2 separate regions of the Homo sapiens genome follow, and region 1 is linked to region 2. A link is an interaction called in ENCODE POLR2A ChIA-PET data of the cell type or tissue named here. Cell type or tissue: B cell. All regions are shown on one strand. Links, peaks and the distances in the headings refer to the core of each region. The heading gives the core; the rest is flanking DNA. Region 1 overlaps ADAP2 (ArfGAP with dual PH domains 2). Region 2 overlaps CRLF3 (cytokine receptor like factor 3).

Region 1 (5,371 bases), core at 243-5,242, 140 kb after region 2:
GCCAGTTGTCTGGAATAGGGTCCCCTCCAGGCCCAGGGATGTGCTGAGATGGCAGCTCTCTGGGAGCAATTCCAGCAAGGCCCGAGTCAGAGCCCTTGAGTCAGTCTGCTGAGTTTGCACCCAGAACTGGTTAATGCTGGCTCCCATGGGCGGGGAGTGGAGACTGCTGACTGCTGACTATGAGGAGGGAGGACAAAGTGCAGATGCTCAGCCTTATTTAATCTGGGCAAGCTGCCCATCTTTGCTGACATGTGTAAAGGAAATTGCTCTTTGGTCAACATCCTCAATGTTCCCCTGCCTCTCTCATCCACTGTCGGTACCTGATATCCATCCCGTGTCTTTCCTCCCATTTAATGTCTGTGTATGGTGTGAGGTTCTGAGCAATCACCAGGCCTGGCTCAAGCTTTAGGGGTCCACATGTTGGAAACCCAGGGCATCCCAGTGGGGTCTGTGGTCCTGTAATAAATGCATATGGTCTCTTGGACTTCAGAGAAAGTAGGTTTTGTCGCCATGGTGACAGATGAGTGCATCGAGGCTCAGAGAGGTGAGGTGACTTGCCTAGGTGATAGTACCTACTTTCTAGGGCTATTGTGAGACTCCAGCGAGCCAAGGCATCAGAAGTACAGGAAGCAGTGCTCCAGCCATGTGACTTTCCTTTTTTTCCCAATGGTTTCCCTAGGCCTCTGCTTGCTCTGTGCTGGCTCAAATTCCGAATATTGAGCAGTTCGGGACTCCATCTGTTTTCTCCAAATGGAACAATTAAAGCCTAGTGAATGTATTTTAAGAGAAGGGGAGTAGTACAGTTTATATCTTGTTTCTTACATTAAAAATTTTTTTTTAATTTTTTATAGAGATGATGTCTCACTTATGTTGCCCAGGCTGGTCTCGAACTTCTGGCCTCAAGCAATCCTCCTACCTCGGCCTCCCAAAGTGCTGGGATTACAGGTGTGAGCCACTGCATCTGACCAATATTTTCTTTTCTTTTCTTTTTTTTTTTTTTTTTTTGAGACAGAGTCTCGCTCTTTCGCCCAGGCCAGAGTGCAGTGGCGCCATCTTGGCTCACTGCAAGCTCCGCCTCCCAGGTTCACGCCATTCTCCTGCCTCAGCCTCCCGAGTAGCTGGGACTACAGGCGCTCGCCACTGCACCCGGCTACTTTTTTGTATTTTTAGTGGAGACGGGGTTTCACCGTGTTAGCCAGGATGGTCTCGATCTCCTGACCTCGTGATCCACACGCCTCGGCCTCCCAAAGTGCTGGGATTACAGGCGTGAGCCACTGCGCCTGGCCTAATATTTTCATTTTTGGCTCACAAATTTCCCCCTTTTAAACTTCCCATAGCTGTTCCCCAGACCTCACTTCCCCTGTGCCTCTGCCCTGGGCCCTGGAGCTCTGGAGAAGCCTCTCTGTTCTTTGAAGCCTGGACTGTCATTTGAAGCTCTAGACTTTCCAGGTTGATGCCTAGGAGCATAGGAGGCCATCATCAACCCCTGGAAACATCTCTGGGCGTAGGCTGCCAGGCTGGAAGGGATGCTGGGGATCACATGATCCAGGCTGTTTATCACACAGGGGAGACATAAGGCCTCGAGAGACAGAAGGTCTTAACAAAGGTAATGCAGCTGATGGAGGCCAGAACTGGAATTAGAACCAGGTCTCCCGACTTCTGCTTCAGAACTTTCTCTGTCCACTCTGGCATCATTTTCTTTTCTTTTTTGTTTTGTTTTGTTTTGAGATGGAGTCTCCCTCTGTCACCCAGACTGGAGTGCAGTGGCACTATCTCAGCTCACTGCAACCTCTGCCTCCCAAGTTCAAGGGATTCTCTTGCCTCAGCCTCCTGAGTAGCTGGGATTACAAGCGCGTGCCACCATGCCCAGCTAATTTTTATATTTTTGGTAAAGGTGGGGTTTCGCCATGTTGGCCAGGCTAGTCTCAAACTCCTGGCCTCAAGTGATCTGCCTGCCTTGACCTCCCAAAGTGCTGGGATTACAGGTGTGAGCCACTGCACCCAGCCTCTGGCCATTATTTTCTTGTTGCTTGGTGTCAGAATCCTGACCAGGCCTTTCCCAAGGTCCTGCTCAGAGGGCCCTGGCATATTTATACTTTAGCACCTAGTGTAGTGGTAGGAGTACAGTCTAGTGTCATTGGCCCTGGGCCTGAATCTCAGCTCTTTGTGCTACCAGTGATGTGACTTTGGGAAAATCCCCAGCCCCTTCTCTGTGGCCTGGTTTCTTCAGATGTGTAATGAGGCTGGTGATACCCACCTCGCAGGGTGATTGAGAATTGCACCTGGAGCCTGATGCAAAGTGGACCCTCAGAACATGTTGCCTGACACCAAGAGGGTCTCTGCAGAGCCTTGCCTATGTCCACACCCTGGGGTTACTGAAGGAATCCTTAAACCAAAACTCGGCCGTGCCACTAAGCTCTGCAAACATCTGGGGTGCTGTCGACTGGCTTTGTTGAAATATTAATATTATGACCATTGCACTTTCCAAATATAATACTGTGAGCCATGAGCGTACATCCTTCCCCATTTCAAACTTCCCCTTTGTCGGGAGCCAAGCTCGGCGGGAACCTGGAGCCTTGGGGTGTGAGTTGGGGGTCAGTGTCTGTCTCTCTTCCCCAGCTCGTGCCATTCCTCACCAGGAACTACCTCAAACAAGGCTTCATGGAAAAGACTGGGCCAAAGGTACCTTCTATCACTCCCTGGGGAACTTAATATGGTTTAATGTATATAGAAGGTTTCATGTGTTTATGGGATGATTGTTAAGAGGACAGTGAAAGGTGTTAGGCCAAGCTTGTCCAACCCACAGCCCATGGGCCACATGCAACCCAGGACGGCTTGGAATGATGCCCAACAGAAATTCATAAACTTTCTTTTTTAAATTTTTTTGAGACAGAGTCTTGCTCTGTCACCCAGGCCAGAGTACAGTGGTGTGATCTCGGCTCACTGCAACCTCCGCCTCCCAGATTCAAGCGATTCTCCTGCCTCAGACTCCTGAGTAGCTGGGATTACAGGTGCCCACCACCATGCCCGGCTAATTTTTGTAATTTTAGTAGAGATGGGGTTTCACCATGTTGGCCAGGCTGGTCTCGAACTCCTGACCTCAAGCGATCTGCCCACCTCAGCCTCCCAAAGTGCTGGGATTACAGGCATGAGCCACCATGCCCAGCCAAATTCGTGAACTTTCTTAAAACATTATGAGATATTTTTGCGATTTTTTTTTTTTGGCTCATCAGCTATCATTAGTGTTAGTGTATTTTATGTGTGGCCCAAGACAATTCTTCCAATGTGGCCCAGGGAAGGCAAGAGATTGGATATTCCTGTGTTAGGCAATCATGAAAGCAAGCCTTGGGCAGGTGGAAAAAGCAGTCAAAGGGTTGTTTTCAGAGAGGCGCAGCCCCTCCGCCTGGTTCTTGTTGCTGGGCTTTCTCTCCCTGACCTAGGTTAGAATTTGGCCAAGGCCAGCACTTTCAGCCTTGCCAAGCAGTAGCCACTTCTGATTTTTTCCAACTTCCTTTCCGGCTTCTTTGTCTACAGCCTGAAAAAGAGGAAGGTGCCTCTTCCAAGTTGAGGCAGCAGGGTGAAGCTGGCAAAGGGTATGGTGGGGTTGGAAGGGGAATGGGCAGAACCTTCAGAGCCTGAGGGCTCCTATCCAGGCCCCAGGGAGAAGCACTAGGATGTCTGACTGAGGAGGCTGGGCTGGAGAACCAGTGGGACTGGCCAGCTCCTTTGGTTTGGGCTGGGCTGGCCCCTGACCTCTATCCTCAGAAACTGACCTGGTCATCTGTGGTAAGAAGTTCCCTCTTTTGCAGCAGAAAGAACCTTTCAAGAAAAGGTGGTTCGCCCTGGATTGCCATGAGCGGAGGCTGCTCTATTACAAGAACCCACTGGTAAGAGCCACTCCTGCTCCCTCCCCAGGGCTTCCTCAAACATTGCTGGGTGGTGCTTGTCTGGAACTATGTGAAAGCTACAGATAAACACATCTCCCAGAGCCCCAGAGCTAGAGAAACCTTGAGAGGAAAACCTCTACCCCTTGTTTTTGTTTCTCTTGAGTAATCTCCTATGGCATGAAGCTTCTCCTCGCTTTCAGGAAGTCTATTATGAGTATCCAAAATGCTGCCCATGGTAGTTAAATATGGTGTATCTCTTCCTCTAGTCTCCAGGGCTCACTTCTAACCAAGAGGCCGTGATGTGTAGTAGTTAGGAGTGTGGTGGACTCTAGAACCCCACCGTCTGGGCTCTGGTCTCAGCCCTGCCACTTGTAGTAGTGTTGCCTTGAGCCGTGTACTTAGTGCTCTGTGCCTCGGTTTCCTCCTCTGAAAAACAGGCTTAATAAGAATGCCTTCCCCAGAGGTTGCCATGATGGTTATTTAAGTTACTATATATAAAGCATTGTAATTCCTGATGCTGATTTTAATAAGTGCTCCGTAAATGTTAGGTATCACTTATTTTTTTTTTTTTAGAGACAGAGTCTCTCTCTGTCACCCAGGCTGGAATGCAGTGGCACAATCACAGCTCATTGCAACCTTGAACTTCTGGGCCCAAGTTATCTTCCTGCCTCAGCCTCCTAAGTAGCTCAGAATACAGGCATGCATCACCATGCCCAGCTAATTAAAAAAAAAAAATTTAGGGCTGGATGTGCTGCCTTTTGTCTGTAATCCCAGCACTTTGGGAGGCTGAGACAGGAGGATCGCTTGAGCCCAGAAGTTCGAGACCAGCCTGTGCAACATAGTGAGATCCCATCTCTACAAGAAACTTAAGGCCAGGCACGGTGGCTCACATCTGTAAACCCAGCATTTTGGAAGGCTGAGGCGGGGCAGATCACGAGCTCAGGAGTTCGAGACTAGCCTAACCAACATGGTGAAACCCTGTCTCTACTAAAAATACAAAAATTAGCCGGACGTGGTGGTGCGTGCCTGTAAGCCCAGCTACTCAGGAGGCTGAGGCAGGAGAATCGCTTGAAACCGGGAGGCAGAGGGTGCAGAGGGTGCATGCCATTGCACTCCAGCCTGGGTGCAGAGTGAGACTCCGTCTCAAAAAAAAAAAAAGAAAGAAAAAAAAAGAAACTTAAAAATTAGTCAGGTGTGGTGGTGCATGCCTGTAGTCCTAGCTGCTTGGGAGGCTGAGGTGGGAGGATTGCCTGAGCCTGGGAGGTTGAGGCTGGGATGAGCCATGATTGTGCCACTGCACTTCCAGCCTGGGTGACAGAGTGAGGCCCTGTCTCCAAAAACAATTCATAATAATAATTAATAATTTTTTTTTGTAGAGAAGGGGTCTCACTATGTTGTCCCGGTTGGTCTCATATTCCTGGCCTCAGGCAATCCTCTGCCTTGGCTTCCCAAAGTGCTAGGATTACAGGCATGAACTACCAGGC
Region 2 (5,371 bases), core at 286-5,285:
TGGTGGCTCTCACTTGTAATCCCAGCACTTTGGGAGGCTAAGGCGGGCAGATCACTTGAGGCCAGGAGTTCAAAACCAGCCTGGCCAACACAGTGAAACCTCGTCTCTATTAAAAATACTAAAATTAGCTGGCCTTGGTGGCGCATGCCTGTAATCCCAGATACTCGGGAGGATGAGACAGAAGAATTGCTTGAATCCAGGAGGCAGAGGTTGCAGTGAGCCGAGACTGAGACACTGCACTCCAGCCTGGGTGACAGAGCAAGACTCCGTCTCGAAAAAATAATAATAATAGTAATAACAATAAAAGGCTGTCTTATATTTGTTTGGCTTTTTAGATGACAAATTAGTCATATTCTTTACCAGATTTATAGCAATAAGAATAGTTATCGGCCAGGAGCAGTGTCTCATGCCTGTAATTCCAGCACTTTGTGAGGCCGAGGCAGGCGGATCACCTAAGGTCAGGAGTTGGGAGACCAGCCTGGCCAGTATGGCGAAACCCTGTCTCTACTAAAAATACAAAAAAATTAGCCGAGCGTGGTGGTGGGAGCCTGTAATCCCAGCTACTCAGGAGGCTGAGGCAGGAGAATCGCTTGAACCCGGGAGGCAGAGGTTACGCTGAGCTGAGATCGTGCCACTGCACTCCAGCCTGGGTGACAGAGCAAGACTCCACCTCAAAAAAAAAAAAAATAGTTCTCTATCAAAATTATATACATTACAATCTACACTAAAACAAAATTGCCGGGCATGGTGGCTCATGCCTGTAATCCCAGCACTTTGGGAGCTCGAGGCAGGTGGATCACCTGAGGTCGGGAGTTTGAGACCAGCCTGACCAACATGGTGAAACCCCATCTCTACTAAAAATACAAAATTAGCCGGGTGTGGTGGCACATGCTTGTAATGCCAGCTACTCGGAAGGCTGAAGGAGGAGAATCACTTGAACCCCCGGGAGGCGGAAGTTGCCGTGAGCCAATATTGCGCCATTGCACTCCAGCCTGGGCAACAAGTGCGAAACTCCGTCTTTAAAAAACAAAAAAATCTACACACAAAAACATACCTCTATAACATTCACACACATTTTTTTCTTTCTTTTTTCTTTCTTTCTTTTTTTTTTTTTTTTTTTGAGATGAAGTCTTGCACTATTGCCCAAGCTGGAATGCAGTGGCGCAATCTTGGCTCTGTGCAACCTCTGCCTCCCAGGTTCAAGCAATTCTCCTGCCTCAGCCTCCCGGGTAGCTGGGATTACAAGCACCCACCACCAAGCCTGGCTAATTTTTGAATTTTTAGTAGAGATGGGGTTTCAGCATGTTGGCCAGGCTGGTCTCGAACTCCTGACCTCAGGTGATCCACCCGCCTTGGCCTCCCAAAGTGCTGGGATTACAGGTGTGAGCCATTGCGCCTGGCCAACTTTTTGTATTTTTAGTAGAGATGGGGTTTCACCATGTTGGCCAGGCTGGTCTTGAAACCCTGACCTCAGGTAATCCACCCAACTTGCCATCCCAAAGTGCTGGTATTACAGGAGTAAACCACCCTGCCCGACCAGAAAATGGCTAGTTTCTTCTTTTTTTTTTTTTTTTTTTTGAGATGCAGTCCCACTCTGTTGCCCAGGCTGAAGTGCAGTGGCGCAATCTCGGCTCACTGCAACCTCTAACCCCCAGGTTCAAGTAATTCTCTTGCCTCAGCCTCCTGAGCAGCTGGCATTACAGGCGCACCACCACACCCACCTAACTTTTTTGTATTTTTAGTAGAGACGGGGTTTCACCATGTTGGCCAGGCTGGTCTCGAACTCCTGACCTCAGGTGATCCGCCCGCCTTGGCCTCCCTAAATCCTGGGATTACAGGTGTGAGCCACTGAGCCCGGCCAGAATGGCTTGTTTTAATTCTCCTTGACCTCCTTCTATATTTCTGGGGAGTTTTAAACTCAACCAGCAGCTTTCAGAGTACCATATTTAAAGATGATTTCTGTACATTGGTGTTGTTCAGGAAATAAAAAGTTAAAAAAAAAAAAAAGACAATTTGTAGGCCGGGCATGGTGGCTCACACCTGTAATCCCAACACTCTGGGAGGCCAAGGCGGGCAGATCACGAGGTCAGGAGTTCGAGACCAGCCTGGCAAATATGGTGAAACTCCGTCTGTACTAAAAATAGAAAAACTAGCCGGGCATGGTGGCATGCACCTGTAGTCCCAGCTACTCGGGAGGCTGAGGTGGGAGAATCACTCGAACCCGGAAAGCAGAGGTTGCAGTGAGCCGAGATCGCACCACTGCACTCTAGCGTGGGTGACAGAGCAAGACTCCATCTCAAAAAAAAAAAAAAAAGACAACTTGTAAAAAGATTTATTGGTGAAAAGACTGACTCAAAAACCAATGTAAATATGTGGTCTTTTGCAAACAAATACAGTCAAGCATCACATAATGATGTTTTGGACAATGACAATCACATACATAATGGTAGTCCCATAACATTATATTACTATATTTTTATGTCTTTACTGTATCTTCTTTCTTTCTTTTTTTTTTTTTTTTTTTTAGACAGGGTCTAGTTCTGTTGTCGAGGCTGGAGTACAGTGGTGTGATCATGGCTTACTGCACCCTCAGCCTCCTGGGCTCAATAAATCCTCTCACCTTTGCCTCCCGAGTAGCTGGGACCACAGGCATGCACCACCACACCTGGCTAATTTTTAATTTCTTTGTGGAGATGGGGGTCTCCCTATATTGCCCAGACTGGTCTCAAACTTCTGGGCTCGAGATCTTCCCGTCTTGGCCTCTCAAAGTGCTGGGACTACAAGTGTGAGCCAGCATGCCTACTGCACCTTTTCTATGTTAGATGCACACTTACAGTTATGTTACAACTATCTACAGTATTCAGTATAGTAACATGCTGTACAGACTTGTACCCTAGGAGCAATAGAATATACCATATAGCCTAGGTGTGTAGCAGATGATACCATCTAGGTTTGTACAATGACAAAATCGCCCAATGACACATTTCTGAGAATATATCCCTGTTGTTTTGACTGTATATGTGTGGCTTTTATTTTTACCCCCCTTATTTGCAATTAGTTTTGCTTCCAGTATTTTGGGGTACCAGAATCAATACATTGCAACCTACCACCAACAAATGTTCCTTTAAATATCTACAATAGACTCCACCTCTGTATTAAAAATGAGGCTGTGGGACAGGCACAGTGGCTCACGCTTGTAATCCTAGCACTTTTTGAGGCCGAGGTGGGTGGACAGCCTGAGCTCAGGAGTTCAAGACCAGCATGGGCAATATGGTGAAACCTCCTTCTACTAAAAATACAAAAAATGAGCCGGGTGTGGTGGCATGCGCCTATAATCCCAGCTACTCAGGAGGCTGAGGCAGGAGAATTGCTTGAACCCGGGAGGTGGAGGTTGCAGTGAACCAAGGTGGTGCCACTGCACTCCAGTCTGGGTGACAAAGTGAGACCGTCTTCAAAAAAAAAAGCTTTGCATGGGAAAAATATTCTTGTAAATGCTTATGATGTTACCAAAATTCTTATAATGCTAACAAAATGCTTATAATGTTAATAAAAATTAAAAATTGATACAAAGTTGCATATACAGTAGTCTCTCAACTTTGCAGAATAATATGTATAGAAAGATACATCAAAATGTTAACTGCAGGCCAGGCAGGGTGGCTCAAGCCTGTAATCCCAGCACTTTGGGAGGCCGAGGAAGGTGGATCATGAGGTCAACAGATGGAGACCATCCTGGCCAACGTGGTGAAACCCCATCTCTACTAAAAATACAAAAATTAGCTGGGTGTGGTGGCAGGCGCCTGTAGTCCCAGCTACTCAGGAGGCTGAGGCAGGAGAATGGCTTGAACCCAGGAGGCAGAGGTTGCAATGAGCCGAGATGGCGCCACTGCACTCCAGCATGGCGACAGAGTGAGACTCCATCCCAAAAAAAAAAAAAAAAAAAAAAAGTTAACTGCAGTTGTCTGTAAGTAGTAGGTTATTTTAAAACTATTTCATCTGGGCTGAGTGTGGTGGCTCATGCCTGTAATCCCAGCACTTTGGGAGGCCGAGATGCGCGGATCACCTGAGGTCAGGAGTTTGAGACCAGCCTTCACCATGGTGAAACCCCGTCTCTACTAAAAATACAAAAATTAGCTGGGCGTGGTGGCGGGCACCTGTAATCCCAAGTACTCAGGAGGCTGAGGCAAGAGAATTGCTTGAACCTGGGAGGTGGAGGTTGCAGTGAGCCAAGATTGAGCCATTGCACTCCAGCCTGGGCGACAAGAGCGAAACTTCATTAAAAAAAAAAAATTATTTCATCTGTTCTTGGTTTTCCCTGTATCTGGATTTAACCTTTTCTTAGAATACTATAATAGGGACACTTTAAATACTACTACTGTAACAAATTATACACAGATTTTTGTAGTGTTTTCAAAATGGGTAACAGAAGGGGAAGTGGGAGATAAAAGGAGCAATAATGGCTTTCTTTTCTTTTCCTTTTTTTTTTTTTTTTGAGACAGTTTCACTCCTGTTGCCCAGGCTGGAGTGCAGTGGCATGATCTCGGCTCACCGCAACCTCCGTCTCCTGGGTTCAAGCAATTCTCTTGCCTCAGCCTCCCGAGTAGCTAAGATTACAGGCGCCCACCACCACACCCGGCTAATTTTTGTATTTTTAGTAAAGATAGGTTTTCATCGTATGGGTCAGGCTTGTCTCAAACTCCTGACCTCAGGTGATCCGCCCGCCTCAGCCTCCCAAAATGCTGGGATTACAGGTGTGAGCCACCACGCCTGGCCAACAGCTTTCTTTTCTTTGCTAAGCTACTGAGACTTCCTGTCTTGGTTTTTTGAAATAACTTTTGAGTGTTTTTTTTTTTTTGAGACAGTCTTCTTCTGTTGCTGAGGCTGGAGTGCAGTGGTGCCATCTTGGCTCACTGCAACCTCCATCTCCCAGGTATAAGCAATTCTCCTGCCTCAGCCTCCAGAGTAGCTGGAATTACAGGTGCATTCCACCACACCTGGCTAATTTTTTTTACATTTTTAGTAGAGACAGAGTTTTGCCATGTTGAAGGCTGGTCTCAAACTCCTGATCTCATGTGATCCACCCGCCTCGGCCTCCCAAAGTGCTGGGATTACAGGCGTGAGCCACTGAGCCCAGCCACCAACTAGTATCTTAATTAGGTACCAGGATCTTACCATTTGCTCTTGAAGGAGCAGAGACTTGCTTTTGTCAGTGTCCTGAGAAATACTGAATCAGAATACCAAAAGGTACATGAAAGCCAACATAGTCATTTTATAGAGTGAACTACAACACACAGACTAAAATACTGGCATTTCTCACTGTAGACACCTCCAGTACCTCAACTAATTCCCCTTTGATAATGTACCAAGATGAAGT

The links. ChIA-PET counts read pairs that join two places held together with the same protein. Peaks named below come from ENCODE experiments on the same cell type or tissue, not always from the same donor. Only the 100,000 strongest peaks of a DNase experiment are listed, where the experiment ranks them.
Region 1: POLR2A ChIA-PET joins it to region 2 with 13 read pairs; 2 of 35 experiments call an interaction of 5 or more read pairs at or near these places.

Annotation. Positions count from the first base shown.
Region 1 is chr17:30,950,669-30,956,039 of GRCh38, forward strand. It overlaps ADAP2 (ArfGAP with dual PH domains 2), which reads left to right. Exons shown (of 11, transcript NM_018404.3): 8 at 2,620-2,682; 9 at 3,810-3,887. Among named protein-coding and RNA genes, the nearest start is that of RNF135, 18 kb to the right of the region's middle. In B cell, for the core only: no CTCF peak of the experiment used is centred there; DNase peaks (open chromatin) are centred at 2,273, 2,563 and 3,983; H3K4me3 peaks cover 900 bases; H3K27ac peaks cover 3,867 bases.
Region 2 is chr17:30,813,984-30,819,354 of GRCh38, forward strand. All of the region lies in intron 1 of CRLF3 (cytokine receptor like factor 3), which reads right to left. Among named protein-coding and RNA genes, the nearest start is that of CRLF3, 8.0 kb to the right of the region's middle. In B cell, for the core only: no CTCF peak of the experiment used is centred there; no DNase peak of the experiment used is centred there; H3K27ac peaks cover 1,599 bases.